Regions from separate parts of the Homo sapiens genome. Here all the other regions are linked to region 2. A link is a loop called in an ENCODE intact Hi-C map of the cell type or tissue named here. Cell type or tissue: chondrocyte. All regions are shown on one strand. Each heading gives the region's core, and the rest is flanking DNA. Links, peaks and the distances in the headings are about the cores only. Region 1 holds the start of AMHR2 (anti-Mullerian hormone receptor type 2). Region 2 overlaps RARG (retinoic acid receptor gamma). Region 3 holds the start of NPFF (neuropeptide FF-amide peptide precursor).

Region 1 (9,351 bases), core at 1,352-9,351, 200 kb after region 2:
ACAAAGGTTTCCAGCTACACTGTGTTGTGCTCCATACATGTTAATTAGTGCAATTGCCCTATATTTAACTCCCGGGTAAATGGTTTCATGACCAGATCAATGTGCCACAACTACACGGAAATGTGGAGGACCAAGACAAACAGGCAACACTAACTTTATTTTTTTTCTCATATGCTTTTTTATTTTGGAATAATTTTAGATTTACAGAAAAGTTGTAAAGCTAGAACAGAGTTTCCATATAATCCTTACCCGTTTCCCTCATTGTTAACATATTACCATGGTACATTGTCAAAATTAAGAAACTGACATCGTGGCCAGGTGTGGTGGCTCACGCTTGTAATCCCAGCACTTTGGGAGGCTGAGGTGGGTGGATCACGAGGTCAGGAGATCGAGACCATCCTGGCTAACACGGTGAAACTGTCTACTAAAAATACAAAAAATTAGATGGGCGTGGTGGCGGGCATCTGTAGTCCCAGCTACTTGGGAGCTGAGGCTGGAGAATGGCGTGAACCCGGGAGGCGGAGCTTGCAGTAAGCCGAGATTTCACCACTGCACTCTAGCCTGGGCGACAGAGCAAGACTCCGTCTCAAAAAAAAAAAAGGTTTGTCTCTTCTCCCTCATTTGTTTAGTCAATTTATATTAGTATGTATTAATGTGTATTTATTTTATACATGGATTATAATCCATTACTATTTTGTTGCTCAGATTTTCCCAGCTACAGTCATTGTTATCTTTTGTCAGCCTATAAGCATGTTCTGGCTGGGCGCGGTGTCTCACCCCTGTAATCCCAGCACTTTGGGAGGCTTAGCTGGGTGGATCACTTGAGGTCAGGAGTTTGAGACCAGGCTGGCCAACATGGTGAAACACTGTCTCTACTAAAAATACAAAAACGTAGCCGGGCGTGGGGGCAGGTACCTGTAATCCCAGCTACTTGGGAGGCTGAGGGAAGAGAACTGCTTGAACCGGGAGGCGGAGGTTGCAGTGAGCCAAGATCACGCCATTACACATTGCCTGGGCAACGAAGCGAGACTCTCAAAAAAAAAAAAAACATGTTCAAGTATTCCCCCTTCCCCCATTTTAAAAAACCTCAGCTTCCTCTTCAAGCTACTGATTAGTTTTTTCCATTTCCAAAGTTAGTGAAAGTAGTTTACACTCATTTTTCTCTTCCTTTATTGAATCCTCAGGCTACTTTGTGGGTTTGCTTTTGTTTGTTTTTTTTGTTTTTGTTTTTTGGGATGGAGTCTTGCTCTGTCACTCAGGCTGGAGTGCAGTGGCACGATCTCAGCTCACTGCAACCTCCACCTCCTGGGTTCAAGCAATTCTCTTGTTTCCGCCTCCCAAGTAGCTGGAATTACAGGCACGCGCCACCATGCCCGGCTAATTTTTGTATTTTTAATAGAGACGGGGTTTCACGATGTTGGCCAGGCTGATCTTGAACTGACCTCAGCTGATCCACCCGCCTCGGCCTCCCAAAGTGCAGGGATTACAGGCGTTAGCCACCGTGCCAGGACTGGTTTTTTTTGTTTGTTTGTTTGTTTGTTTTGAGACAAGGTCTGGCTCTATCACTCAAGCTGGAGTGCAGTGGCATCACTCTCATCTTGCCGCACTGCAACCTCCATCCCCTAAGCTCAAGCTGTCCTCCCACCTCAGCCTCCCAAGTAGTTGGGACTACAGGCACGCGCCATCACACCCGGCTAATTTCTGTATTTTTTGTAGAGACAGGGTTTCGCCATGTTGCCCAGGCTGGTCTGGAACTTGTGAGCTCAAACAATTCACCTGCCTCAGCCTCCCAAAGCGCTAGGATTAAAGGCATGAGCCACTGCGCCTAGCCCAGGCTACTTTGTTCAGCATCCATCATTTACCAGAAATTTTCCTGTTAGCATCAGCCATCTGGTTGCCAGCTCTGGTGATCTTTCAATTATTAACCTCTTAGACCTCACTGCTTCAATGTGCTGCTTTTGACTACTGTATCTTAGAGCTTTCTTCCCATAGAATGTGACACTGATACACTCTTGGTTCTCCTTCAAATTTCTTTTCTTTTTTTTTTTTTTTTTTTTTGAGCTGGAGTCTTGTTCTGTCACCCAGGCTGGAGTGCAGTGGTGTGATCTCGGCTCACTGCAACCTCTGTCTGCCGGGTTCAAGCAATTTTCCTGCCTCAGCCTCCTAAGTAGCTGGAATTACAGGCACCGGCTGCCACGCCCAGCTAATTTTTGTATTTTTAGTAGAGACAGGGTTTCACCATGTTGGCCAGGCTGGTCTTCAACTCCTGACCTCAGGTGATCTGCCTGCCTCGGCCTCTCTCAAAGTGCTGGGATCACAGGCGTGAGCCACCGTGTGTGGCACATTTCTATATTTTTTAGTCTCCTTCATAGCCACTTCTTCCTGTGTCCCTTTAGTATTTGTGTTCCTGTCTCGTGTCCTTTCCTTTCCCTACCCTTTTCCCTCTTAAACTCTAACATAAGACTCTAACATAAGACTGTGTCCATGTTGATGACTCCCAAATCTTGAGCCCTAACTTGTCTCTTGACCTGGAAGTCTGCTTGCTAGACATTTTCATCTGGATGTCCTCCAGATAAATTCAACACAGTAGAAGGAGAAATAATTCTTTGTGTTTCACATCTCCCTTAATAATATCACCCACTGCTCCTTGATCACTCATACTTGAAACCTCAGAATCATCTTTTAGTTCTCCCTTTCACCTACTAACACTAATTTGATTGCCAATCCTGTCAACATTACCTATACAATATATATCAAATTTTTCCTCTTTTTTTTTTTTGAGATGGAGTCTCGCTCTGTCGCCAGGCTGGAGTGCAGTGGCGTGATCTCGGCTCACTGCAACCTCCGCCTCCCAGGTTCAAGCAATTCTCCTGCGTCAGCCTCCTGAGTGGCTGGGATTACAGGCGCGCGCCACCACGCCCAGTTAATTTTTGTATTTTTAGTAGAGACGGGTTTTCACCATGTTGGCCAGGGTGGTCTCCATCTCTTGACCTCGTGATCTGCCCGCCTCGGCCTCCCAAAGTGCTGGGATTACAGGCGTGAGCCACCACGCCCGGCCTCCTCTTTTATTTTCATTTCCACTGTCTCAGTACTCACTTTGTTTACTGCTTAGGTCTTGCAACTGATCTCTCCAAACCCCAGTAGTCATCCATCTTCCAATTGCCACCAGGCCCCTGCCTAAAATTCTTTGCTTTTAGGGAAAGCCTAAGCTCCTTGATACAGAATTGAAAACCTGTCCAATCTGGTCCGTCTCTCTCTAAGGTGATTTTCTGTCTCATATCTCATACTGCTTCCTCCTCACTCCTTCCACCTTTAACACACAAGCCTTTGTGTTTATATCTCCATGCCTTTACTCTTGCCATTCCCTTTGCTTAGAAGGACTGTTCTCCTCTTACCATTGTGTTTACCTTTGGGACTATTTAAATATCCCCTTCTCTGTGAAACTCTCTGGGCACCTTTCTTCTATGCCCTAGGCAGAATTAGCTTACTTGATCTATTTGTATAGCTCCTTCCTCATGCCCCTAGTAGGAAACACAGTTTTCCGGTTGCTTGTCAATATCCACCTGCATTTCTACACTATGAGTTCCCAGAGGGCAGTAATCACACCTCTATCTTTGTAGGCCCAGCACCTAATGAAATACATTTTTTTTGGCCCCGCGCAGTGGCTCACGCCTGTAATCCCAGCACTTTGGAAGGCCTAGGCGGTGGATCACCTGAGATCAGGAGTTTGAAACCAGCCTGGCCAACATAGTGAAACCCCATCTCTACTAAAAATACAAAAAATTAGCCAGGCATGGTGACAGGCATCTGTAATCCTAGCTACTTGGGAGGCCGAGGCAGGAGAATTGCTTGAACCCAGGAGGCGGAGGTTGCAGTGAGCGGAGATTGCACCACTTTACTCCAGCCTGAATGACAGAGTGAGACTCCGTCTCAAAAAAAAAGGAAATTTTTTTTTAAAAATAATATAGGTGGGGGTCTCGCTATGTTACCCAGGGGGACTCCTGGCCTCCCAAAGTACTGGGATTACAGACATGAACCACAGCGCCCAGCCTCTATCACCATCTTAACTCTAAAACCTAACAGCCCAGAGCAGGTATAGTTCCCATAAACCTGACTGGAATGTTTCTATCTTGGAAAGAATTAGTTATCCGAAGCTTTGGGTGAGGAGACTGCCTTTCTGCCTGATCCTTACGCTGCTCCCACTCTGGAGGAGATAGTCTCCTGAGACATTCCAGACAAAAGAAGCTATTTCACCTTCAAATCTCCCCTCACACCCCACCACACACACCACCCCAGACTTATCTGATCTGGGGCTAGTGAAGGAAAGTAGCTGGAAGCACAACATTCCATCTCACTGGCAAGGCCCTGCAGACTCCTGGAAGGGTCCAAAGAAGGATGGGCGGCTATCTCGAGCCCTGGTCATTCCTCCCGCTGCTGTTTCACAACTACTGGAACTTTTACTATCTCTTCCTTTCATGCAGGTTTCCCAGAAGAAAGACCCCAGAATCAAAAAGTCAGTACTCAAGCTGGGCGCAGTGGCTCCCGTCTGCAATCCCGGCACTTTGGGAGGCCGAGGGGGGCGGATTACCTGAGGTCAGGAGTTTGAGACCAGCCTGGCCAACATGGCGAAACCCCGTCTCTACTAAAAATACAAAAATTAGCCGGGCGTGGTGGTATGCGCCTGTAGTCCCAGCTACTCAGGAAGCTGAGGCCGGAGAATCGCTTGAACCCGGTAGGCAGAGGTTGCAGTGAGCCGAGATCGCACCACTGCACTCCAGCCTGGGTGACAGAGCGAGACTCCGTCTCAAAAAAAAAAAAAAAAAAAAATGTCGGTACTCAGACTGTCCTCCCTGGTCTAAGCCAGATCATTCCAAGAAAGGGTTTCCAGGAAGCCACTAGGGGGACAGAAAGCTAGGGAAACAGAGAACAAGTCCCCTCTGACTCTTAATTCTCAAGGAGCCAGTGGCTCACAGGTGTGGAAGTGATTACCTATTTCTGTTGTTTCTTACTCTGGGAAAGAGTCTGGTGGAGTTGGACTCCTCTGTCTCTACTGCAGAACAAGCCATAGCCCTCTCCTCCCAACTCCATGCTGAAACTCTCCACATCCTGTGCCCGCCCTTCACATTTTATAGTCCCTGAAGCTTAGTAAATGTAGGAGGTATACTATATGTATTAGTCATCAGAGGAGGTACTTTCTGCCCTCTCACCGCAGCAGGGAATTTCTCCTCTGCTGACCTCTGGTGGTGATAGTTTGAACTGTACCCTCCCTTTTTAGTTAGTGGCCTGTTGGCAGGTAATGATGCATATTTTCTCAACAATTTAAATTCAAATGTCCAAGTATAGTATTAAGTGGTAATTTTTTTTCATTGTTGAATTTTGTACGTCTTTCAGGCAGTATAGTGTAATACAAAGAATAGAGCCGGCCGGGTGCGGTGGCTCACGCCTGCAATCCCAGCACTTTGGGCGGCCGAGGCGGAGGGATCACGAGGTTAAGAGATCGACCCCTTCGGCCGGGCGCAGTGGCTCACGCCTGTAATCTCAGCACTTTGAGAGGCCGAGGCGGGCGGATCACGAGGTCAGGAGATCAAGACCATCCTGGCTAACACGGTGAAAACCCGTCTCTACTAAAAATACAAAAAATTAGCCGGGCGTGGTGGCGGCCGCCTGTAGTCCCAGCTGCTCGGGAGGCTGAGGCAGGAGAATGGCGTTAACCCGGGAGGCAGAGCTTGCAGTGAGCCGAGATCGCGCTACTGCACTCCAGCCTGGGCGACAGAGCAAGACTCCATCTCAAAAAAAAAAAAAAAAAAAAAAAGATCGACCCCATCCTGGCCAACATGGTGAAACTCCGTCTCTACTAAAAGTACAAAAATAATAATAAAAATAAGACTAGAACCTGGACTTTGGAGTCAGACCTGCCTAAGTTCAAATTCCAGCTCTGCTATTTCCTAGCTGAATGACTTTGGGCGACTTACGTAAGTTCAGTTTTCTTACCTATAAAATGGAAATAATAAAAATAATAGGCCAGGCACAGTGGCTCACACTTGTAATCCCAGCACTTTGGGAGGCCAAGGCGGGCAGATCACGAGGTCACGAGATCGAGACTATCCTGGCCAACATGGTGAAACCCTGTCTCTACTAAAAATACAAAAATTAGCTGGACATGGTGGTGCGTGCCTGTAATCCCAGCTACTCGGGAGGCTGAGGCAGGAGAATCGCTTGAACCAGGGAGTCAGAGGTTGCAGTGAGCCAAGATGGCACCACTGCACTCTAGCCTGGTGACAGAGCGACACTCGGTCTCAAAAAATAAATAAATAAAATAATAATAATAAATATTTCAGGGGAGAATTAGATGAGATGATTGTAAAATGCATAGCCCTAGCTGTGCCCCAGCACATAGTAGGTGCTTGATAAGAAATTTGTTACCTCCTTAATAATGGGTATTTGTTCAGCCTGTGAACCAATGTGTTTTTTTTTTTTAAGTAAAATCCACGGCTAGGCATGGTGGCTCACGCCTATAATCCCAGCACTTTGGGAGGCCGAGGCGGGCAAATCACCTGAGGTAAGGAGTTCGAGACTAGCCTGGCTGACATGGTGAAACCCCGTCTCTACTAAAAATACAAAAATTAGCCAGGTGTGGTGGCAGGCGCCTGTAATCCCAGCTACTCAGGAGGCTGAGGCAGGAGAATAGCTTGAACCCAGGAGGCGGAGGTTGCAGTGAGCTGCGATCGTGCCACTGCACTCCAGCCTGGGGGAGAAGAGCGAGACTCCGTCTCAAAAAAAAAAAAAAAAAAATCCACATAGCAAAATTTACCATTGTTACTGTTTTCAATGTGTTTTTTAAAAATTCAGGTAAGTTTTGTATACTTTCTGATTCTTAAGTTGGAAAACAAGGTAACCTCTAATATGGGCTGTGAGGCCTTCCTCTGCCCAAGCAGTTGCAGATATGAACCCTGAATATAAAGAGATCTTAGGCTAGAAAGGATCTTGGGCAGAGCTGAATGGCTCTAAGCATTTGACCTCACATTGGTTTCCTCCTGAGAAGAGTCAACAGAGTCCAGCATCTTCTTCCAAGGTCAGGGAAGGGCAAAGATTTGAAATTAGGCATCACTGGGTTCTCAGCTGGGCCTCCAAGTTCCCCTCCTCTCACTATGCAGAGCAAAGAGGAGGTTGCAGAAGAGAAGAGGATATGAGATTGGTTCTCTGCTCCTCCCTTTCTTTCCCTGCTTTCCCCACACCCACCCTCTCCCCCACAGCAGCCTTCTCCCCCACAGAGGCTGGGATAGGATGAGGGGGGCGGAGTTGGGGACTGAGGGATCAGAAGCCCCAGGATGCCCTGTATCTGAAGAAAGATTTGGCCAGGGGCAGCTGTGCTGGCTTATGCTCTTCTCCTTCTGCTGCTGCCATCCTCCAGCAAGATGCTAGGGTCTTTGGGGCTTTGGGCATTACTTCCCACAGCTGTGGAAGGTAAGTGTCTACAGGGAGGGGAAGGGTCTCTCCATCCATCCAGCAAGGGAAAGGGGCGCTTGAAGCAAGAGCCACCCCTTTGGAAGAGTGGTGAGTGGGCTGGGTGAGTAAGGGTGAAGGATAGAGCCATGTGTCCCCATGGCAGGGCTCAGGTTCCAGGCCTCTGCTGACCCTGCTTCCTCCTGTGGCTTTACCATACTGACGCTGGGATGTGGAACATGTTTTGTCTATTCTTTTGGCCAGTTTTTTGCCTCTGCATTCACTCCCACCTTGAATCTTTTCCTTTCCCCACCCTGGGCCTCAGCACCCCCAAACAGGCGAACCTGTGTGTTCTTTGAGGCCCCTGGAGTGCGGGGAAGCACAAAGACACTGGGAGAGCTGCTAGATACAGGCACAGAGCTCCCCAGAGCTATCCGCTGCCTCTACAGCCGCTGCTGCTTTGGGATCTGGAACCTGACCCAAGACCGGGCACAGGTGGAAATGCAAGGTGAATGGCAAAGTATATGGCAGGTGATGGCTAGGGTGGGAGACAGACACATCCTGGGGTGTGGGTGGCAACCAAGGGGGAAGGGGAGAAATAGAACATCTGGTGGGAAAGAAAAGCCCATGAGAGCTGGAAGGGACGCCTCTGATAGAGAAGGGATTTACCCTCTGTTTCCACACCCCATTGTGCTTTCTTCCTTGCCCCCCCTTTCTCTCCTCTTCCCCTAATCCCATCCCATCAGGATGCCGAGACAGTGATGAGCCAGGCTGTGAGTCCCTCCACTGTGACCCAAGTCCCCGAGCCCACCCCAGCCCTGGCTCCACTCTCTTCACCTGCTCCTGTGGCACTGACTTCTGCAATGCCAATTACAGCCATCTGCCTCCTCCAGGGAGCCCTGGGACTCCTGGCTCCCAGGGTCCCCAGGCTGCCCCAGGTAGCCACCCAAGGGTACTGAAGCCTGATGGGGGCTGGGGCCCAGGTTAGGATGAGAGGTGGAACCAGGGCCAGTTCTCACCCTACTCCCGCCCCACGCTTTCCTCCTCCTGGCCTTGGGAAGTTGGTTGCCCTGGTGACTGGGAGATAAGGGGTCTTGTGACCAGGGTGGGGGTGGGTTGAGACGCAAGCTCTCAGGAGGGGAAGAGCAGAGAGCAGGTTTGGGTCAGTGCTCTCCAGCCTGCATTCTTGCCTTGATGTCCAGGTGAGTCCATCTGGATGGCACTGGTGCTGCTGGGGCTGTTCCTCCTCCTCCTGCTGCTGCTGGGCAGCATCATCTTGGGTACTAATCCACCCCATCCCTCCCTTGTGACCCCAAGACATTGCCCCAAAAGCTCTGACCCCTCTCCAGGCACCCCTGACCCCATGGTCTTGGGATCTCTATAGCCTGATTCCCGGACTCCCATGACCTCTCACAAAGCTCCCTTTCCACGAAGTCCCTTTTCCTGTCCCTATGCATTTGCACCCTGACCCTAAGGCTCTTGTCTGTTCCAGCCCTGCTACAGCGAAAGAACTACAGAGTGCGAGGTGAGCCAGTGCCAGAGCCAAGGCCAGACTCAGGCAGGGACTGGAGTGTGGAGCTGCAGGAGCTGCCTGAGCTGTGTTTCTCCCAGGTGCCCCAGGGAGGGAGAGAAGGGCTCCTCTGGGCACTCCTGGAGGTTGTGCTGGGGAGGAATCCTGGCCCTGTTATAGCTCAGAGGCCCACACTCAGCACAGTGTCCCCAGCAGGTAATCCGGGAAGGAGGTCATGCAGTGGTTTGGGCCGGGCAGCTGCAAGGAAAACTGGTTGCCATCAAGGCCTTCCCACCGAGGTCTGTGGCTCAGTTCCAAGCTGAGAGAGCATTGTACGAACTTCCAGGCCTACAGCACGACCACATTGTCCGATTTATCACTGCCAGCCGGGGGGGTCC
Region 2 (9,600 bases), core at 475-8,474:
ACCCAAAGAAAAAGGAGAGAGGAGAGGGGGGAAAGAAGGGTGCCTGGAGTCTATTCAAGACTAGGGATGGGGGCTCCAGGAGGGGCTGGTGCTGAGAGATGTGAGGAGGGCTGGAACGCCTTTCCCAACCTCTCCTCACTCCTCAGACCCACCACTGTGTCCTCCAAGGGCACGTGTTCTGCCCAAGGCCTGTGCGTGGGGTGGTGCTCACTCTGGCACTGACGCCCTCCCTGCCCGCAGAGCGCTGCCTCATTTCCTCTCTTGCGCAAGGGCCTGGGTGCGGTCAGACTGGCATGGGGCAGTGCCAGCCAATTATAAGACTGGGGGCCTTAGGGAGACAGGCCCGGGGGCAACTTTTCCTGTCTAAGTGATACTGTCACATCCCCACCCCCTGAACCCTAAAGTGCAGCCTAGTGGCTCCGAGGTCAATCTGTGAGGTCAAGGCCCCAGAAAGCTAACTGGGTCTACTCCAATCAGATCCCCTCCCCAGACTCGGGCTTAGACCCCACCATTGGGATGCAGCTCCTGGGTTAGGCAGGGGCCCCTGCTGGGGAGGATGGGGGTGGGCTCTGGGGTTTTCTCCTTTTAAAGCCCAAATTGCTGAAATTGAGGAAATTCCTGACCAGGCTGCGCGGAGCTTCAAACAAACTCTTTATAACCGGCTGTAAACGCTCCCAGCTGCGAGGCTCAGAGCTGAGCAGCCTGGACTCACAATCTAGCACACACCTCCTTGGAGACACACACACTCACAGGTTAACAACACATAAGGCACCAAAGCAGGCATATTACAATGGGATCCTAGAACCCTCACTGGATTCTGGCACAGACACACAGCCAGAATAGAGACACACTCACTCCAGCTACACCGTGGAGGTAGATGTACCAGTCACAAGGCTGACACACAACAGCCAGCACTTGGCCACACAAGGGAACAGCCCTACCACCAGACAAACACCCCAGCCTGCCAACGCAGCACCAGGACACCAAAGCCTCCAAACAGGCACACACACACACACATCCAGCCCACCTCCACCCCCCAAGCACCCTTCCCTCTGAAAGTGTGTGCGGGCAGGCCTGAAGCTGGCTTTGTGTGTCCACCAGGATCCCAGAGGCCAAAATTATTGGTCCCAATTAAAACTCAAAAACCTAGGGCCAGTCAAGCCCAAAGGGCTTCTTCCATAGGCCTGAAAAAAGACAGGGTCTCTGCCCAGCCCCCAGAAGCCCTTCCTGAAAGATTCTTTCCATCTCAGCACCCCCACAACATATAACATACCCCAACTCCCCATCCTATTGGGCAATGAGAGGAAAGTTAAGAATTCACAGGGATTTGGTGCAAAGCAATAGTTCCATGCTTTCTCGGTTCTTTAAATGACACACTTTTAAATTCTTCCCCCACCCCACCCAAAAGTAAAGTCAAGTCCGGTCTCCTGGTTTGCCATCTCCCTCTTCCAGCTTCCCAGTTGTTAAATTTGAGCAGCTCTGCTCTGGAACCAAAAAAAAAAATCCGAACTTGTAAACAGCACTGCTTGGTGCCAAGGAGCGAGGCGCGTTGGCGGGGGCTTGGTGACCTGGCGTGCGCACTCCCCCAGCGCCCGCCGCCCCGCCCGCTGCCCGCCCCTTCCCACCCTTCCCAGCGTGCCCCCAAGCCCCTCATCCCCGGGCCGTCCGCACCCAGGCAGCGAGCACATCCCAGCCCAGGGTAAATTTGGGGGGTGTTCCAGGCTGCGCTCCTGGCCCCTCCCCACACCCCACCCCCGCCAGGCACTGCGGCCCAAGCTTCAAAGCCGCCTCTCATCTGGACTTCATTTTTACTGCCTCTCAGTCCCCAGCTTTTTATTACTGCTCTGGAAAGGGGTTCCAGGGCCCCAGGCCTGGCATCTCCCATTTCACGGAGGGGGAAGATAGATATTTGGGGACCCAGTAATGGTGCTCGCCCTGCCGCTGTCAACTTCAGGCCACCCCCCACCACACACACAGACTTTGCTTTAAACTTTTCGCTTCCTGCTGAAGTTGTTGTGTGTTGGAGCCATAGGAAAAAGTAATCTCTGCATATAACCGCATACACGTTTCCAAACATTTCTTTTTTTATATGGGGGTGGCGTACAAAACTCAGCCTTCTCCCTCTTGTGTGCACAACCTTTTCCACCCGGCATGAGAACACACAGGATGCACTCTCGAACACAGCACTTTCCAAAACCGCCCCCGCAGCCACGCAGGGGCACACGCCCTCCCGGCCTCACGCCACAAACATCCCCTCACAGGCCATGTGGACCTGGCAGCTGTCGCAGGCGACACTGGTGGAGAGACCCTTGCTCCCACACCCACACCACCTAGGCAAGGCGCTGCACACTCCAGGGATTCACACGCTCTGCAAACGATATTTTTAACACTGCCAGCTTCCCACATGGGCTTTACAAACGCCACCCACGGTCCTGAGTGTCATATCCTTCCAGGGCCACGGACGTGAAGGCGCAAACTACCCACACACCTCGGTCTCTCCCTATCCCCAGGAACTCTGGAGTGGCATCAACCACAGGTTCGAGCTAAACACCCACCATAAAAACCACACACACTCCAAACACTACTGCACACACGCAAAGGAGACGCTGAGGCCCCCACGTTTAAAGGGCCAGTACCTTACATAGAAAGGGCCAGAAGCTCCTCCTTGCACCTCAGTTCCACTCTTTACACACGGAAAGAGTAAATCCCACCCTCTCCTGCACCCTACACCCCAGCCCCGGACTCCGGTACCTACATTGCAGGCTGGCGGGTTGCGGCCAGGCAAAAGATTCAAGTCCGGCGAAACAGGAGCCGCCGGTGGCTCTGCGCAGCAAGCCGGCCCCGGGCCCGGCCGCCCCGTACAGCCGTCGCGGACCCGGGGCAAACGTTTCCATACAGTCGTACATCGCGACCCGGCTTGAAGGGAAACTGGGTGCTGGAAACACCAAGGACCCGCAGCCGATTCCCCCTCCTCCCCCGGCGGCGCCCCGCTCCAGCAGGGGGGGAGGGGGAGGGCTAGCATAGGGCGCTGGGCTGCATGCGGGTAAGGGGTGGGCGGGGAAGAGGGGGGATCCCCAGCAGGGGAAAGGGACTGGGCGGGGCGCGAAGCTGGGGCTGCCGCTTTAGCCTCCGTCCAGCTCTTATCTGGGTGCTTCGGCAGCTAGCACTGGGGAGACCTTTTTTAAAAGCGAAGCCTGGAGGGGTGGGGGGTGGGGCTTGGAGAGCGAAGGGGGCCGGGCACCGAGATGAGCAAAGCTGAGAGTGGAGCGCACACATACACATACGTACACTCGCTCCGCGGCGCGCGCGCTTGCTTAGACACACATCCGTGCATGCATTTATCTTATCAGGCACCAAGAATTTGCAAATATGCAAGAGTGAACATACATGTGAGCACGCATATAAAATCATAGGTGCACACACGTTTGTGCAAACACACCTTGCTCGGGAGAATGCTTGCAGGCATACTCTCCACAGCTCATAGGCTTTGCATGCATTTGCACTGAGGCGCGTGCCCAGGTCGGGGTTGGAAGAAGGAGAGGAGGAACCAAGCATAAGCATTTCCTTTCAGAGTTTTCCCTCTCCCCAAACTCTCCCTTTTTCACACTAGTCAATACAGGGGTGTTAAGGATGACTGGGGAGAGGGGAACGTGGAGGTCCCCGCGCGCAGCTGCTCTCCTGAGGCTCGGGACCTGCACTACCTCCACCCCTCTCATTCCCAGGCCTGGCTCCGCCCTCGCCCTCCGCGCGCCCGCTTCAGGGCCGAAAAGTGCATTCCTGCGGCTCGGCGCGCGCTGCCTCCTCCTTCCTTCCCGTCTCCCCACCCGCGGTCCTAGGGCCGGAGCGCGCTCCCGCCGTGAACTCTCTGGGAACCCCCCTCGGGGCGGGTGGCCGAGCGCGCTCACCTCCTCCTGACCCGGCCCCGCCCCACCCCGCCCAGGCCGTCTTCAGCGCTGCCGCGGAGTCCCCCCGCCCCCTCCAGCGCAGCCAGAGTCTACCCCTCCTAGCCCGAGCAGTCCGCCCTCCGCCGCGGCCCGGGCCGCCTCCCTCCGAGTCCCCGAAGCCTTATCCCGCAACTGACGCCCCCTAAGCGCCTCGACCGTCTCTCTCGATGCTCCTTCTTCGAACATAACTTCACTTTTAGAGCACAAAACTACCCCATAAGCTGTGCCTGCCGTGCCAACTGCGCCTCGATGAATCTGCCCCTGATGGCCAACTCCCCTCCTCCAGTTTCTCACTGCCAAGGGCTCCCTCGGCAATAGGGGCGCTTCTGGTCACTGACTGTTCTCAGGGTCTTTAAATACCCTCTAGCCTAGGCATAACTGCCCTCCCTTCGGTTAGTGCCCCTCAGCTCTCCAAGGCCGCAACACTGTTCCCTGGGTTGCCCCTTCCGGCACTGAGCGCCCTCGCCCGGCGGAGAAGGGGGTGAGGTGGGCGGGGGGCTGGCCACGTCAGAAGTTTGCCCTGGCCCGGCAGGGCCGAATGGGGGGACCCTGGCCCCGGACAGCGCCAGCAGCGGCGACTCCCGGAAATCCCCCCCTCCCCCGCGCCCCGCCCTCAGCCGCCGGGCCGCCCGGCCTGCCTGCCCAGCCGGCTCTGTCAGCGCCGCTCACACGGGCAGCGCCGCGGAGCGGGAGCGGCGCCCGGCCCGGCCCTTCCCCCGCCAGGCGGCTGTGGCTGGGCCAGGGCGGGGCGCGCTTTTCTAAGAATCTGTTGTACCGGGTGGGGGGCGCACTGGGGTGCTGCAGGAGTGGGGCGCCTGTTGGAAGAATAAAGGGCAGGAAGGGGTGCCAGAGTAGGCGAGGGATGGCGGGCGCGGGGGAGGGGCGGGGGGCTGCCGGGGCTGGGAAAAGGCCTGACTTGTGGATGGCGAGGAAACCTCGGGGTGGCAAGGCTGACTAGGGGGCTTGAAGCAGGGATGGAGAGGGAATGCACTGCTCTTTCCAACCCAGTGTAAACTCCCTTCTCCTCCCCCAACCCCAAATACCCATTTCTGAATCCAGTCACCCGAACCCCACAAAAAAAAGAAAGAAAGAGAGAGAAAGAAAAGAAAGAGAAAGAAAGAAGAAAGAAAAAGGAAGAAAGAGAAAGGAGGAGAAAGAAAGAGAGAGAGAGAGAGAGAAAGAAAGAACTTTCTGAATCAGAATCTGACCAGCAGCAAACAACAACAAAAACAGTTAAGTGCAAAATAGGGAGTACCCCGAAAACAAGAGGGAAAGAGCCTTGATTAGTCAACTTCAAGCTGTCAGTACCCCCCTTCCCCCTCAGAAATCTGAAAGGTCCCAATTAAGTCAGGCCTGCCTGGTTGGTAATTAGAACCAGAAGTGGCCAGGCCACAGGGAGGGGGGTTGGGAGGAGGGCACAGGAGGAGTTGGGGGAGGGCTCCAGGAAGCCATGAGTCCTCAATAGCCCCCGTTTCTCTTCACCAGATGCACCCCACTCATCACCCCATCTGTGTGTGCATCCCAGGCATTGCATGGAGGGGGTCCTTAGGACCAGGCATTACGGTGTCAGGCCCGCCCTCCCCATCAACCCTGACCCCCCCATTCTAGACAGACTTAGTACAGCCTTGGGGAGAAGGTAAGAGGGTGGGGGATCTAGTGCCCCCTCTTTTCCCCAAAGTTTCCCCAGCCCTTATTGCAGCAATTAGACCCATTAGCCTTCTAGCATTTCATGGGAACCAGATGTTCTCCACCATCCTGGTGGGAGTATGAAGGGGGGCTGCTGCCTGACTCACCCCCTTCCCTATGATCCCCACCACCAGGGCATACCCCCCTCCCAGCTAGAGCCCCACAAAGGCATAGCCCTAGAGGCAAAGAGGAGAGTACCCCTTCCCAACTAACAAAGCCATTAGCACTCAGATTCTTTCGGGGTCACCCCTTAGAGTCCCTGCCACCCTGGCAAGGATGAGTTTGGCCAGGACGAGGCAGGGCAGGGACAGCTAACTCCTCATGCACCCTGCCTTTCCCTCCTTGCCACCTTCTGGATGGGGCTTGAGGATAACTGGCTCTGAATTCCTCACGCTAAATTCTCCCTTTTTTCTAAAACCTTCCCTCGAAAAGCTGAAAAGGGGGCATTTCAAAGTAAAGCAGGCCCTGCCAGAAGGGTAAGTCCTGAGGTAGGAGTCCCACCTGAAGGGCAATGGGAGGGGGGTCTCTGGAGGAGGGGGCAGCAGAAGAGCAGAAGAATAGCGAGGTGTGAATGAGAGTGGGGCCCAAAGCAGGGATGTGAGGCGCGTTGGGCAGGATGGGGGCTGGGACCGGGTAGGGGGCCAGGAGAGGGGGGTGCAGCCTGGGCCCTGGCGGCGGCGGCTTGCCCGGCTCCCCCCGCCCCCCCCCCGCCCAAGAGGTTTCCTGTTGCAATCAAAGCCCCGTTTGTGTCGGCCTGGAGCTGGAGCCTGTGCCGGAGGAGGAGAGACCGGGGAGGGGAGGGGAAAAGAGGCAGTCGACTGGGGTTTTTTCCTGGAGGAGGCCTCACTGCCCTTACCCGCCTGCTTGTTCTCCTTGCTTCTCCCAGTGCCTGGCTTCTCTGTGTCTGCACCTTTGGGCCTGGGTAGCTGTCCCTTGTCTTGTCTGTGAGTCTCTCTTTTTCAGTTTCTTTTAAGCAAGACTTTCTCTGTGCCAACCTGTCCTCAGTTTCTCCATGTGTGGTGACTTAGTGTGGTGAAATCTGGGCTCCTTGCCCCAGGGACAGTGGCCCCATGGCCAGGGCAGCATCACCAGGTTCAGAGGACAAATTGGGCTAGGTCATCAGGACCACAGCTATCTGCTCAGGGGTGGGAGGACGGCAAGGCTTCCCTTCTCTTTCATCACACTCTGTTCCCTATAGAAAGCAAATCTAGAACACACTAAGATTCACAAACATAGAGATACATAGGGACACAGACACCTGAGGTTTCATGCACATGCATGAACACACACGCACGCACACACACGTACACACACCCCTCTGCTTTCCATGAGCACAGGCCTGTGCTTGCCTCAGCAGCACGTGCTCCCTGAGCCTCCCCTCCACCACCAGACAGTTCTGAGATGCCTGTCTCACCCCCCTTCAGACCCCGAGACAGCCCCAGGAAGTAGAGCAAGACTTCACTTCTCAACAAGGATGTCCCCAAGGTGCCAGGGACCCAGCAATAAGATCCAAGAGCCAGCCCCAGGGAGAAGTGCCAGACCTCTTCAAGGGCCACCTCTCTTAGTCTATGTGTGAGAGAGAATGTGTGTGTGTCATCCATAGAATAAGGGAGAGGGTGATGAGATGCACAAACTCAATGTGAGTATGCCTTTGGCATCAGATTTAAGCCTCTAAACCCTCTCCACTAGATGCTCCCAGCCAAAAAGGGACAGCAGGTCGGAGAAATGAGAGAGGACACTCTCTCATCCTTCTGCTACTCTCCCACTCTGGAAGGTTTCCCAGACTCCTGGATCTCTTCGTCTCCCCTATGTCTTCCTCTCTGCTACCACTAGGTGCTGCATGCCCCACCCCCATTAAAGCCGCATAGCAACCCACCCCCAAGCCTTCCCCTCCTCCCTCCTCCTGCCACTTCCCTGCCCAGGCCTGTCCTTCCAGGCTAGCCGCACCCTCCCCAGCTACCTGCCCTGGCTCTGGCTCCTCCCTTGGATTTCTCCTTTCAGCCCCCTCCTTCAGCATGGCCTTCGAAGATGGAGCCCGGCCTGACCACTTCCCTACCTTAATCTCACTTTGAACCCTGACCTTGATCTCAGTGTGTCCATGGCACAGGGGCGCAAGGGGGACGTCACTGGGGACTGGGTACTAGCTCTAGCATTATCCCCACTACCATTCTCTCTCCTCTCCCTCTCCACTCCATCTCCTTTACTTGCCTCTCCCAGAACCTGAGAAAATCAAGTCCCAAGAGGCTGAGTTGTAGGGTTCTCTGCCAGAAGTACATTCATGTGGGGAGGGTGGTTCCTTCCCACTTCCCCAGGTCCCTAGGACAGATTCATGGGGTGAAAATGAAGTCTGGGGAAGCCCAGCTGTAGTTTCCAAAAAGGGTACTTTGTGCTGTCTTGTTCACCTACATGCCACTCAAATAACCCCTGTTGGACTACAGACATGCCACCAGCAGGCTTCACCAAACGCCAGCCACAGCGTCAGCAGCACTACAAAATCCCTCCTCACTCCTCACACTGACTCTTTGTTGCACACACTGGAATTCTGTACATGAGCAGAGGCCCAGGGAGATGCTGGGCACACACAACTGCATCAAGTCTGGAGGCACCACACACTCACCCCTTCTCCGATGAACACACTCTTTCCAGTGGAGCTGCCAGCCCAGCCTAGTCACCCCTTTCACATACAGACACACAACCCTCTGCGTGCCCCCTCCTGGAAGCAGGGCGCCTTCTCTTCTACCTCTGTCTCTGCGCTCGTGGAGCCATGAAGGATGTGCGTTTATCTTTTTGTCTTTTTCTCTCCAACTCTGTCTCTGAAATTGCTCTTTCCCCCGCCCTTCAATCACCTTCTCTTGGCCCCAGTTGAAGCCTTCTCTTAACCAGCTTGGAACCCCCACCTGTAATGGCCTGGCCAGGAGGAATGACTACCAACTGGGAGGAGAGGGGTCCCAGAGGGAGGAGGAGAGGAGAGGCCCAAGCCTTGGCTGCTGTCAGCACTCAAAGGCTTAACCCAAAGAGGGCAGGCCTGGGGAACAAGTAGGGATCTGCACAGCATGCAGGCTCTATGCCAGACCTGCAGGGAGAGGAGGAGCCCAGATCCACATCGCTGGAGGAGAGGATGCTTCTGGAACACCCCCTCTGCCTCTCTGGATTACTTATGGTACAAAAGCTACCTCCTTTGCAGTCATTTCCATCCTCCCCAGAACCAAGAAGCACAGTCTCCTGACCCCACACATCTTTGGGGACCTGGCACAGGATTTCTTTCCCCTTTTTGCAGCCTCCATGTAATTCAAAGCAATTTCACCTTTTTTTCTCTCTCTCTCAGACAGAATCTTGCTCTGTCGCCCAGGCTAGAGTGCAGTGGCGCGATCTTGGCTCACTGCAACCTTCGCTTCTGGGTTCAAGTGCTTCTCCTCCCTCAGCCTCCTGAGTAGCTGGGATTACATGCATGCGCCACCACGCCCACTAATTTTTGTATTTTTAGTAATGATGGGGTTTCTTTTTTTATTTTTTATCTTTTTGAGATGGAGTCTTGCTCTGTCACCCAGGCTGGAGTGCAGTGGCACGATCTCAGCTCACCGCAACCTCTGCCTCCCAGGTTCAAGCGATTCTCCTGCCTCAGCCTCCCAAGTAGCTGGGATTACAGGCACACGCCACCATACCCGGCTAATTTTTGTAATTTTAAAGACGGGGTTTCACTATGTTGGTCAGGCTGGTCTCGAACTCCTGACCTCAGGTGATCTGCCCTCCTTGGCCTCCCAAAGTGCTGGGATTACAGGCGTGAGCCTTTTTCTTTTTTTTTTTTTAGACAGATTCTCACTCTATCGCCCAGACTGGGGTGCAGTGGCAAGATCTTGGCTCACTGCAACCTCTGCTTCCTGTGTTCAAGCAATTCTCGTGCCTCAGCCTCCCAAGTAGCTGGGACTACAAGTGTGCGCCACTACGCCCAGCTAATTTTTGCATTTTTAAC
Region 3 (9,600 bases), core at 748-8,747, 290 kb after region 2:
AAGCCTTTTTTCACTCAGCCTCATGCACCCTGTGTCTCCCTTCCAAGGAGCTGGTGGTGCAGAAAGGCTGGCGGTTGCCGGAGTACACAGTGACCCAGGAGTCTGGGCCAGCCCACCGCAAAGAATTCACCATGACCTGTCGAGTGGAGCGTTTCATTGAGATTGGTAACTGGGCAAGAAGGGGTTCTCACAACTCCTCTCCCGCAGCACTCTGGCCCCAGCCACAAAGCAGCTCCTGGCCTCACTCTGCTACACCCCCTGCTCTCTTAGCTTCACAGTCCCTAGCTCAGCCCCTTCCTTTTAGCTTCTTGGCACCCTATTTGTCCCCTTCTCTCTGGCTGACCAGGTTCTCACGTGCATGGGCAGGTCTTGAGTTCCCCTTTCCAGTTGACATTCTGGGGGGACCCTCAATCCAAGTATGACCTGGGTGGAAGCACTGGGTCTGTGGGGAATCATAACCCAGCAGCCCTCTCTCCACATGCAGGGAGTGGCACTTCCAAAAAATTGGCAAAGCGGAATGCGGCGGCCAAAATGCTGCTTCGAGTGCACACGGTGCCTCTGGATGCCCGGGATGGCAATGAGGTGGAGCCTGATGATGACCACTTCTCCATTGTGAGTGGCTCATGTGGGCCGGGCACCGTGGCCCATCCTCCATGCCAGGGCAGGGCTCCAGGGACTTGGGTCTGTGACTCAGCAGTGAGCCTCTCTGGGCCCTAGGTCTGCTTCTGCCACAGTTTTCCTACCAGACCCAGGGTTCCTGGGGCCGACTCAGCCTTGACTGTAGGCCCGCTCTGTAGCTCTGTTACTGGGGTGAGGAGGGATCCCTGGCCATCTGGCCCAGGGCCTGGTAGTTAGAAGGGGCCACCCAGGGATTGACTGGGGGGAGGCAAGCTGGAGGAAGCATTCTTTGTGCTTTGTTCTCCTTTGACGTTGAATGTCTCAATGCCTGGGTCCCACAGTCTCTCGCTTCATCTTTCTCACTGTTCCCATCTTGACAGGGTGTGGGCTCCCGCCTGGATGGTCTTCGAAACCGGGGCCCAGGTTGCACCTGGGATTCTCTACGAAATTCAGTAGGAGAGAAGATCCTGTCCCTCCGCAGTTGCTCCCTGGGCTCCCTGGGTGCCCTGGGCCCTGCCTGCTGCCGTGTCCTCAGTGAGCTCTCTGAGGAGCAGGCCTTTCACGTCAGCTACCTGGATATTGGTATGGCTAGCTGGGGAGCGAGCCAGGGGATGGTGGGGGCTGGACCGGAGCAAGTAGAAGGGGGTGATGATAACGTGAACGCACCCCTCCCCAGGGCTACCTCCCCCAACATTGCCTCCCTCCTCTCTCTTGCTCTCCAGAGGAGCTGAGCCTGAGTGGACTCTGCCAGTGCCTGGTGGAACTGTCCACCCAGCCGGCCACTGTGTGTCATGGCTCTGCAACCACCAGGGAGGCAGCCCGTGGTGAGGCTGCCCGCCGTGCCCTGCAGTACCTCAAGATCATGGCAGGCAGCAAGTGAAGCCCCAGCTGGACTCATGGATGTGCACCCTTTGCTCCCTGCTCTTTCTGCCTCTGGGCTCATGTATCTGCGCAGCTCTGGTACCCTCTGTGGGTGCCATCTCTACCTCTGACACAGACTGCCTGCCTTGAAGCTGAGAAGGCACAGGGCAAGGAGCCAAGGACCACAGAGCCTCAGCCAGCCCAGGATCCGTCCTCATTTTATTGGTGATGATGAATGGGAATGAAATCAGGGGGCTGTCTACTAGAGCCTGGAATAAATATGCTGCTTTGTGGATTTTTAAGCCCTTCTCTTCTGTTTCCTTGAGCAGTGTGGATAGCAGAGGAGGTCACCACATTACTTTTGTGTGCCTTCCCTGAGCTCCTGTTCCAGCCATTCTCCTGTTTTCCTTTCTGGTGGGAGGAGGCTGGGCACAGTGGCCTCGTGGAATGTTGTCGGCTGCCTTGCTGGAGGGCTGGGTTTGGTGGAGGGGAAGGGCAGTGGTTCTTGCCCTTGGGCTTCCACCCAGCCCTGTAAAGTCTCACACAGACACACATGGATTCAGAAGCCAGACAATTTTATTTGGGGGGCAAACATTGACACTTTTGGGTGTGGACCTTGCATGCAGACATATCAAGGGATGACATGTCACTTCTTCCCAAAGCGTTGAGGGGCAGCCAGGCTCCAGAACTGGGAATTCAGCCCCTCTCCAGCCCGGGGACTCAGCCATTCATTCCTCCAGGATCCCTGGGTATTTCTGCCAAACCTTAGGAAAGATTTGTCCTCAGGTCCCCGCAGTCTCCCTTCTCTAGCCCCCTTCCTTCTCCTCTTCCTCTGCCTCCTGCCCTTTCCACCCCCAGCCCCTGCCATGCTTGTGTCCCTTTCAGACTCACCTCTGGGGCTGAAACAGGAAGGCTTGGCTCCGGCCAGGTCTCTCCATTGCCTGGAGCAGGTAGTGCAACAGTGACCCAGAGGTCTGGGCATCCTGTGGTGGGAGGGGTTCGCTGTCTTCCTCCTGTGCCAAGGGGGTATCAGGGAAGGAAGATGGGCAAATACCCTGGACACGTAAGTCACAAGGGGAAGGGACTGGCTTCCAGGGGCAAGTGGTAGGAGGCTGCGGAACCATTTCCTCAGATGTGAGGACCTAATGACAACCTTGGCAGCCAGAGAAAGTATCAGAACCTAGAGCACAAGTCTCAACCGAAGTAGAGGCAATGGTGATATGGGGATGGGACACACACTCACCGCGGAGAGCTGGTCTTCCTGCTGGCCTCCTGGCCCTTCAGCACAGCCCCCGTCTATTAACAGCAGCAGCACCAGCAGTGCAGCAGCCTGCCTAGAATCCATGCTGCCACCTACCCTCCTACAGCCACCCCAACCTCTTATACCTGCTGTTCCCCCACCCCCAGCCTCACAGTAGCCTTAGGGGAATCTAGAGCAGGCAAATGGAAATGCAGGGCTCATTAGGAGCCACCTGGGATCTCCTCCCATGGCGCCCCCAGGACTTCATGCTCTCAGCCTCCTGCCCCCGGCCCCTAAGCCTGGAGTTACAGACTTTATTAGATGCATAAATCCTGTCTCCAGAGCTCAAGAAGCATCATTAGTTGCAGACGCTTTGTCAGAGCCAGGCCCTGGGGAGCCTTAGACGAACCCCTAATCCCTCAACAGGTTGGAGAGCTTGTTTATCACTTCCCCTCTTTCCTAACCTGTAGACTAAAGCACAAGAAACTCATGTCAGGAGGGGTTAAGTAGGATGTCCTGGAGTGGAAGAGGAGTGGGAAGAGCCAGGGTCAGAGTCTGTGAGGATGACCAGGCCTGGTCCTCTGTGCCTGGGGCTGGCAGTCAGGGCAACACAGCCCATCCTCTGCTTGTGTGCCTCTTGGAGGCTACTCAGATTTGCCTGTGGATAGAAAAAATATATTCAACTTCATGATGATGGAGAGAATTTAACTTTTTTTCTTTTTGAGATGGAGTTTCGCTCTTTTTGCCCAGGCTGGAGTGCAGTGGCGCGATCTCGGCTCACTGCAACCTCTGGCTCCTGGGTTCAAGTGATTCTCCTGCCTCAGCCTCCCAAGTAGCTGGGACTACAGGCGTCAACCACCATGCCCAGCCTGTATCTTTTTTTTTTTTAATTAAAAACCATTTTTTTTTTGGCCGGGTGCAGTGCCTCACACCTGTAACCCCAGCACTTTGGGAGACCAAGGCGGGTGGATCACCTGAGGGCAGGAGTTCGAGACCAGCCTGGCCAACATGGTGAAACCCTGTCTACTAAAAATACGAAAATTAGCTGGGCGTGGTGGTAGGCACCTGTAATCCCAGCTACTCAGGAGGCTGAGGCAGGAGAATCGCTTGAATCGGGGAGGCAGAGGTTGCAGTGAGCTGAGATGGCACCACTACACTCCAGCCTTGGCAAAAAGAGAAACTCTGTCTCAAAAAAAAAAAATTATTAAGATATAGAGGGAGGCTACAGGATTTTGGAGCCCACTGAATGAGTGTGGCTTCCAATCTTTGCAGACAGACCCCCATCCTCACTAGAGAGCACTGCTTCCGACCTGCCTCATCGCCCTTCCTATAGTCACTCTCCACAGCTGAAGCACTGCTGCCACCCTGTGGTCACAGCTCCTCATTGCCAGCTCCGGCCATTTCCTTTTCCTAGAATAGACCTCTGCAGAGGAAGTGAGGAGGGTGAGGCTGAGTGGAGGTGCTAGGGTCCAGTCTCCAGGGAGTCCCAGAAGGACAGGAGCAGGCTACTGTGGGGCTGGACTATCATTCTGACCCCGACTCTGGTCTCCACAGCCTCTGCCTGGCCCTGGCTCTCATATAGAGTAGCCTAGAATCCTGTCTTAAGAAAAATCAGAATCACTAATCCTCAGGGAGAGGCCTTCAAAGCCATATGGTGCAGGTTCCTTCTAATCCTCGAGTCCCTTTTGGAGCATCCCCACCAGTGTGGGTCTCTAGCTTGTGCTGAGGAAGAGCCATGACGTAAAGGCCTTGGCCTCTGCTTGAGCAAGCTGTCTCCCGCTCTGAGCTTCAGTTTCCTCACCTGAAACATGGGCCCATTTTACAAGGAACGCCTTCCTAGGGTGTGCATTACTTAACATACTTTTTGTAATCCATTCAATAAAACAGCTTGCATAGAACAGGTATCCTCAAAACGTTAGCTGTGATTGCCTCATGTGCCCCAGTCGGGGAACTTACCATCTCCTCAGACAGTCTTCGGACATATTTATCCTTGTGCCGAGGGGGCTTTGGGCTTCCTGTGACTTCTACTCGGGGTCTTAGTTTGCTCCATTAAGTCTCAACAGAACATCTCATCTCTTTCATGTGTAAAAGCTCTTCATATTTTTGAAGAGAGAGTTCATTCTTACACTCCAGCTTTTTTTTTTTTTTTTTTACGATGGAGTCTGGCTCTGTCACCCAGGCTGGAGTGCAGTGGTGCGATCTCGGCTCACCGCAACCCCTCTGCCTCCCGGGTTCAGGCGATTCTCCTGCCTCAGCCTCCCAAGTAGCTGGGATTACAGGCACACACCACTATGCCCGGCTAATTTTTGTATTTTTAGTAGAGATGGGGTTTCACCATGTTGGCCAGGCTGGTCTTGAACTCCTGACCTCAAGCAATCCACCCACCTTGGCATCCCAAAGTGTTGGGATTACAGGCGTGAGCCACCGCACCTGGCCCACTCCATAGTCTTTTTTGCTCAAGGGGAAGCACCCCACTCTTTAAGGCAAGGCATCTAGGAACCAACTTATCCTTTAGACACGTAGATTAGAGCAGGTTTGGATCTGGATGCTCCAGATACCATATTTCTGTTAATGCGGACTAAGCCAGGGTAAACCTTTTCGTAAGCTTTGTCTCATGGTTGGTCCCAACCACAAAACCTGACATTCATCATCATGGTATCTTGTAGTTTTATCTTTTTTTTTTTTTTGAGACGGAGTTTTGCTCTTGTTGCCCAGGCTGGAGTGCAATGGCTTGATCTCGGCTCACCACAACATCTGCCTCCCAGGTTCAAGTGATTCTCCTGCCTCAACCTCCCGAGTAGCTGGGATTACAGGCATGCACCACCGCGCCTGGCTAGTTTTGTATTTTTAGTAGAGATGGGGTTTCTCCATGTTGGTCAGGCTGGTCTTGAACTCCCGACCTCAGGTGATCCGCCCGCCTGGGACTCCCAAAGTTTTGGGATTACAGGCATGAGCCATTGCACCCGGCCAGTTTACCACTTCTTAAAAGGGAGTATCAAGGCCACGGGGAGATGGCTTTTCTGTGGGCAGTAGCTGCTGCATCCCAGAATGATCCTTGTCTGCTCCTGTGTGACAGAGGTCCAGAGGAGCAGCGGTGTGAGGGTGGATGGGACACTGCAGAGCTGGTTCTGGGCCAGACAGAACTCAGTTGTAATCCTAGCTCTTGCACTTCACTGTGTGACTTGGCTAAACCTCAATTTATCATCAATAAAATGAAGTGACTACTCCTGTTATCACTAGGTGAACAGTAAAGCAATCTACCATTCCACGTAGCATAGGGCAGCCATTCCATGTTTACCATCCTGCTGCTTCTAGTATTTCTCTAAACATCAATTACAAGTGGCTCTGGGCTGAGCTGCATTCAGAAAGAGGCTGGTTTAGCTGGCTTCCTGTGTCCAGGATGGAGGTAACTGGTCTCCTTTGAAGTTGGAATGGGTTGATTCCTCTAATTTTGTAAACTGCCCAGTTTTCAGAGTGCAGCTTCAGTGGTGGGAACCTCCAAAACCTCATAATCTGGGCTTTGGTATTTGGCTTTCAGCAATTTCCTTTCTTACCCTTCTCTGGACACCCATGTGCTCCTGGCCACAACACAGTGAAGACCACCACTGCCTTTCCTGCTCTCCTCAGGAGGCACAGGCTATTTGTGTCAAGTGTCTACCAAACACCAGCCACAGATAGCTTCTTAAGTCATTTCTCTCCTACTGGGAAACTCCAGAGACACCTGCTATCTCTTTTGTCAAATTCTTCAGCCTGGCTCATTGTTCTCATTTGTGATGTTATTTATAAAGGAATATACAGATGCAATAAATTATCTGTGATTTCCCTACACCTCTTCCTGATTCCCACAGTCTCTGAGCATTACCTGTTTTTCTTGTGAACTCTTACCTGCTTTTTTTGAGATGGAGTTTCACTCTTGTTGCCCAGGCTGGAGTGCAACGGCACGATCTTAGCTTACTGCAACCTCTGCCTCCCAGGTTCAAGTGATTCTCCTGCCTCAGCCTCCTGAGTAGCTGGGATTACAGGCGCCCGCCACCAACACCTGGCTAATTTTTGTATTTTTAGTAGAGACGGGGTTTCTCCATGTTGGCCAGGCTGGTCTCAAACTCCTGACCTCAGGTGATCAACCCGCCTCAGCCTCCCAAAGTGCTGGGATTACAGGCATGAGCCACCATGCCCGGTTTTCTTACCTGCTTCTAAGTAAACTCTACCCCTCATTTCCAGACCAGCCTCCTCCTTACCATAGAAAGCTATACTTTCCGTCTTTGTCTGTGTGTGTGCTCCCTGGTCACAACAGCCACTTTTTAATGGTTGGGTGGGGGTTGGCAACAAAACACTGAAAAGTAAAAGGCCATTTGCCATCAGCAACTCTCCCACCCGCCATCCACATAAAGCACATACTAAGTTTCCTGTGAGTACTTGCTGCCAGGATGCCAAGGGCCCTTGTCTCCAAGGCAGTCCACAGGAGCTCTGCCCTGGGCCTTCTGTCATACTTTGTAATTTATAGAAATCATCCACTTTCTCTAGGCTGTATCTCCCATGTATAAAAACTAGAGACAAAAATCCCTGTTCCTTCTGTCCTAAGAAATGGGGGAGTGATGAAGATGACAGACATGAAAGGCCAGTGACCTCCCAGAAAAGGGGACAATGGGGGCTGTGGATAGAGGAGTGAAGCATCAGACATAACAGTGGTTCACTTGATAGTTTAATGTTATATTTGCAGCATAAATAAGGCACAATATATGCCAGGGCAAGGGAGGGAGGGAGAAGGCATAGCTGGGGGGATAACTGCTAAGTGGCAAGGGGGAAAGGAAGACAGTATGGTTAGGGAGAATAGAGCGAAGCCCCTGCCTCAGCCCAGTCCCAGGAGATTGTGAGAACCAGCTCACAGGGATCATGCTGAATCAGGTGGAGGGGAAAAGGGAAAAGACAGTTTTGTAACAAAAAACAAAATAGCCTGCAGCACTGCATCCTCCTACCTGTCAAAGGCCACCACTGGGCACTGGGGAGACCCAGACCGAGTTGAGTTCCTTGATAAGATGGAGAGGTGTTGCTACATGTCAAAAATATATAGATGAACAGAGATATAATCATAGATACACACTGCTTCCTTTTCAATAGATACTATGTTAGGATGTGGCAGCCTCCACTCTTGGGGCTGGAAGCTCATCTCCTCCCTGCCTGAAAGGTGTGTGTGTTGTAGGGGGAGGAATGGGACAGCTGAAGCTTGGCTGGTCCTTACTGTAACAGAGAACATGGAGTGACCAGTCTGCAAGGGAATATGGGACAACTCCTGTCCAGACCAATGCATGGTTTTAGGGATACGACTAAAATGAAGACAAATCTAGCTTTTGAGATCAGTGATATGATGGGGAAGACTTTAAAGGGAATGGAGGAAGAGACTGAAAGAAATGAAAGCATGTTAGTGCAAAGGCAAAAGATGTATTTGAAATATCCTCCACACCTGTAAAAATTTCCCAGCTTATCCCTAAGAAATGGTTCTCAACCTTTAGTGTGCATTAGAATCACTTGGAGTGCTTTTAAACCCTGCCCCCAGAGTCTGTGATTCAATAAGTCTGGGATGGGGCCTGAGAATGTGTATTTCTAACAAGTTCCCAGATTACTGTGGCACTGCCCTAAGGTAAAGTCAGTGAAACTATTGCTCATAGCCACTTCTTACAGCTAAAACATCACTCACCAGTAGCTACTGCTGGTGAGATAACTCTGTGCTATTAGCCCCCCATTAAAAAAATAAACCCTAGTAGCTATGATACAAACCTACATCTACAGAGGACATAAGCTCCTTTAACCTGCCCTACTCTCCCCAGCCTTTTCTCATTCTGGGGTAGGACTTTACCCCAAAGAGAGACAACACAGCTGATGCAGACGGTGGTAATGGTGGCCAGCAGCCACCTACGCTCATTCCTGCTAGGTAACCACCTTGGTATGGGGTGGGGGAATTTATGTCTGTATGCACATTTGTGTGTACAAACAGACACAGAGAAATCAGTCCTGTACTATGAGAGGGATGACTAGAGTTATGGGAGGCTGTAGTGGGGTGGAGGGAGTCCTTTAATCTGCCTTAGGATCCCCACCTTTCCTGTTCTTCCAGACACCCCCACCCCCGTCAAACATTAAGTCTAAAGAAAGCAGAAAGAGCATATCAACAAGGCATATGTGATATAGCTAGGAAGACTGGAATCTAAACAGGCTGGTTATGAAATTTAAAAAAAATAATGTATTTCCTTCCTGTGTATATAATGTACAATATTAATGAAAAATTAATGATTTGGGGATGGGAAGGAAGTTATGAAAAAAGGAGAAAACTGGCGGGGATAGCTGTATCAGGGGCTAGCACCTTTAAGGAGCCTCTCAGTGTGGAGCAGGGGAGCCCCAGAAACCACAGGAAGAATTTTTTTGGTGTCTGTTTGGTGGTTCAGGCTGTACATAGGGCACGGTTGGGGTTAAGCACTCCATCTACCAGGATGGGTGGTGCTAGAGGGCAGTGAATCAAGAAAGGAGCCAAAACCAACAGAACAGGGATAGAGAAGTGAGCGAGAGGAGGTTCAGTTTGCTCAGTCCCTCTTTAACCACTACTTAGAGTACATGGTCTAATGCTTAGGGCCAAGGAGGGAGGTGAAGGCTAAGGAAGTCAGATTTGAGATGCATAACCAGCAGCAAAAGAGTAAGTAAAGGGGGCATGACTTTTTTTTTGTTGGCCTCTCTAGTATTGTGGGAGGCTTTCTTAGACTTTTCAACTCTAAGCAAACTTTCTGTTAGGGGAATGGGGCAGAAAGTGAGCAGACCAGAAGACCTGGTTCTGTCCCCTCCCTCTGTGGCCTTGGGTACGTGGCAGCTAGCTAGAGTGCTTGTGTATCGAGCAC

Evidence for each region. Peaks named below come from ENCODE experiments on the same cell type or tissue, not always from the same donor. Only the 100,000 strongest peaks of a DNase experiment are listed, where the experiment ranks them.
Region 1: it touches region 2 in a loop (2.8-fold over the local background); 5 of 110 quality-filtered maps call a loop at or near these places.
Region 3: it touches region 2 in a loop (2.4-fold over the local background); 14 of 110 quality-filtered maps call a loop at or near these places.

What each region holds. Positions count from the first base shown.
Region 1 is chr12:53,416,520-53,425,870 of GRCh38, forward strand. AMHR2 (anti-Mullerian hormone receptor type 2) reads left to right here and starts at 7,336. Exons shown (of 11, transcript NM_020547.3): 1 at 7,336-7,464; 2 at 7,769-7,951; 3 at 8,190-8,381; 4 at 8,646-8,723; 5 at 8,936-9,054; 6 at 9,170-9,351. The coding sequence starts at 7,416. RefSeq lists an enhancer at 4,654-5,220 and a cis regulatory region at 4,905-5,423. In chondrocyte, for the core only: a CTCF peak has its summit at 5,216 (motif pointing left); no DNase peak of the experiment used is centred there.
Region 2 is chr12:53,217,195-53,226,794 of GRCh38, forward strand. The region is part of intron 3 of RARG (retinoic acid receptor gamma); the gene reads right to left. Among named protein-coding and RNA genes, the nearest start is that of RARG, 10 kb to the right of the region's middle. RefSeq lists silencers at 2,451-2,745, 2,870-3,209, 3,780-3,829, 4,390-4,739. In chondrocyte, for the core only: CTCF peaks have their summits at 4,419, 4,621 and 7,422; a DNase peak (open chromatin) is centred at 3,825.
Region 3 is chr12:53,504,651-53,514,250 of GRCh38, forward strand. It overlaps TARBP2 (TARBP2 subunit of RISC loading complex), which reads left to right. Exons shown (of 9, transcript NM_134323.2): 6 at 48-165; 7 at 485-612; 8 at 999-1,200; 9 at 1,341-1,781. The coding sequence ends at 1,498. ATF7-NPFF (ATF7-NPFF readthrough) reads right to left here. Exons shown (of 15, transcript NR_159377.1): 13 at 3,184-3,377; 14 at 2,371-2,492; 15 at 2,038-2,243. It overlaps NPFF (neuropeptide FF-amide peptide precursor), which reads right to left and starts at 2,834. Exons shown (of 3, transcript NM_003717.4): 1 at 2,723-2,834; 2 at 2,371-2,492; 3 at 2,038-2,243. The coding sequence starts at 2,824. The coding sequence ends at 2,126. It overlaps ATF7 (activating transcription factor 7), which reads right to left. Exons shown (of 12, transcript NM_006856.3): 12 at 7,404-9,600. It also overlaps ATF7-AS1. RefSeq lists an enhancer at 3,955-4,249 and a silencer at 4,387-4,619. In chondrocyte, for the core only: CTCF peaks have their summits at 4,093 (motif pointing left) and 4,329; no DNase peak of the experiment used is centred there.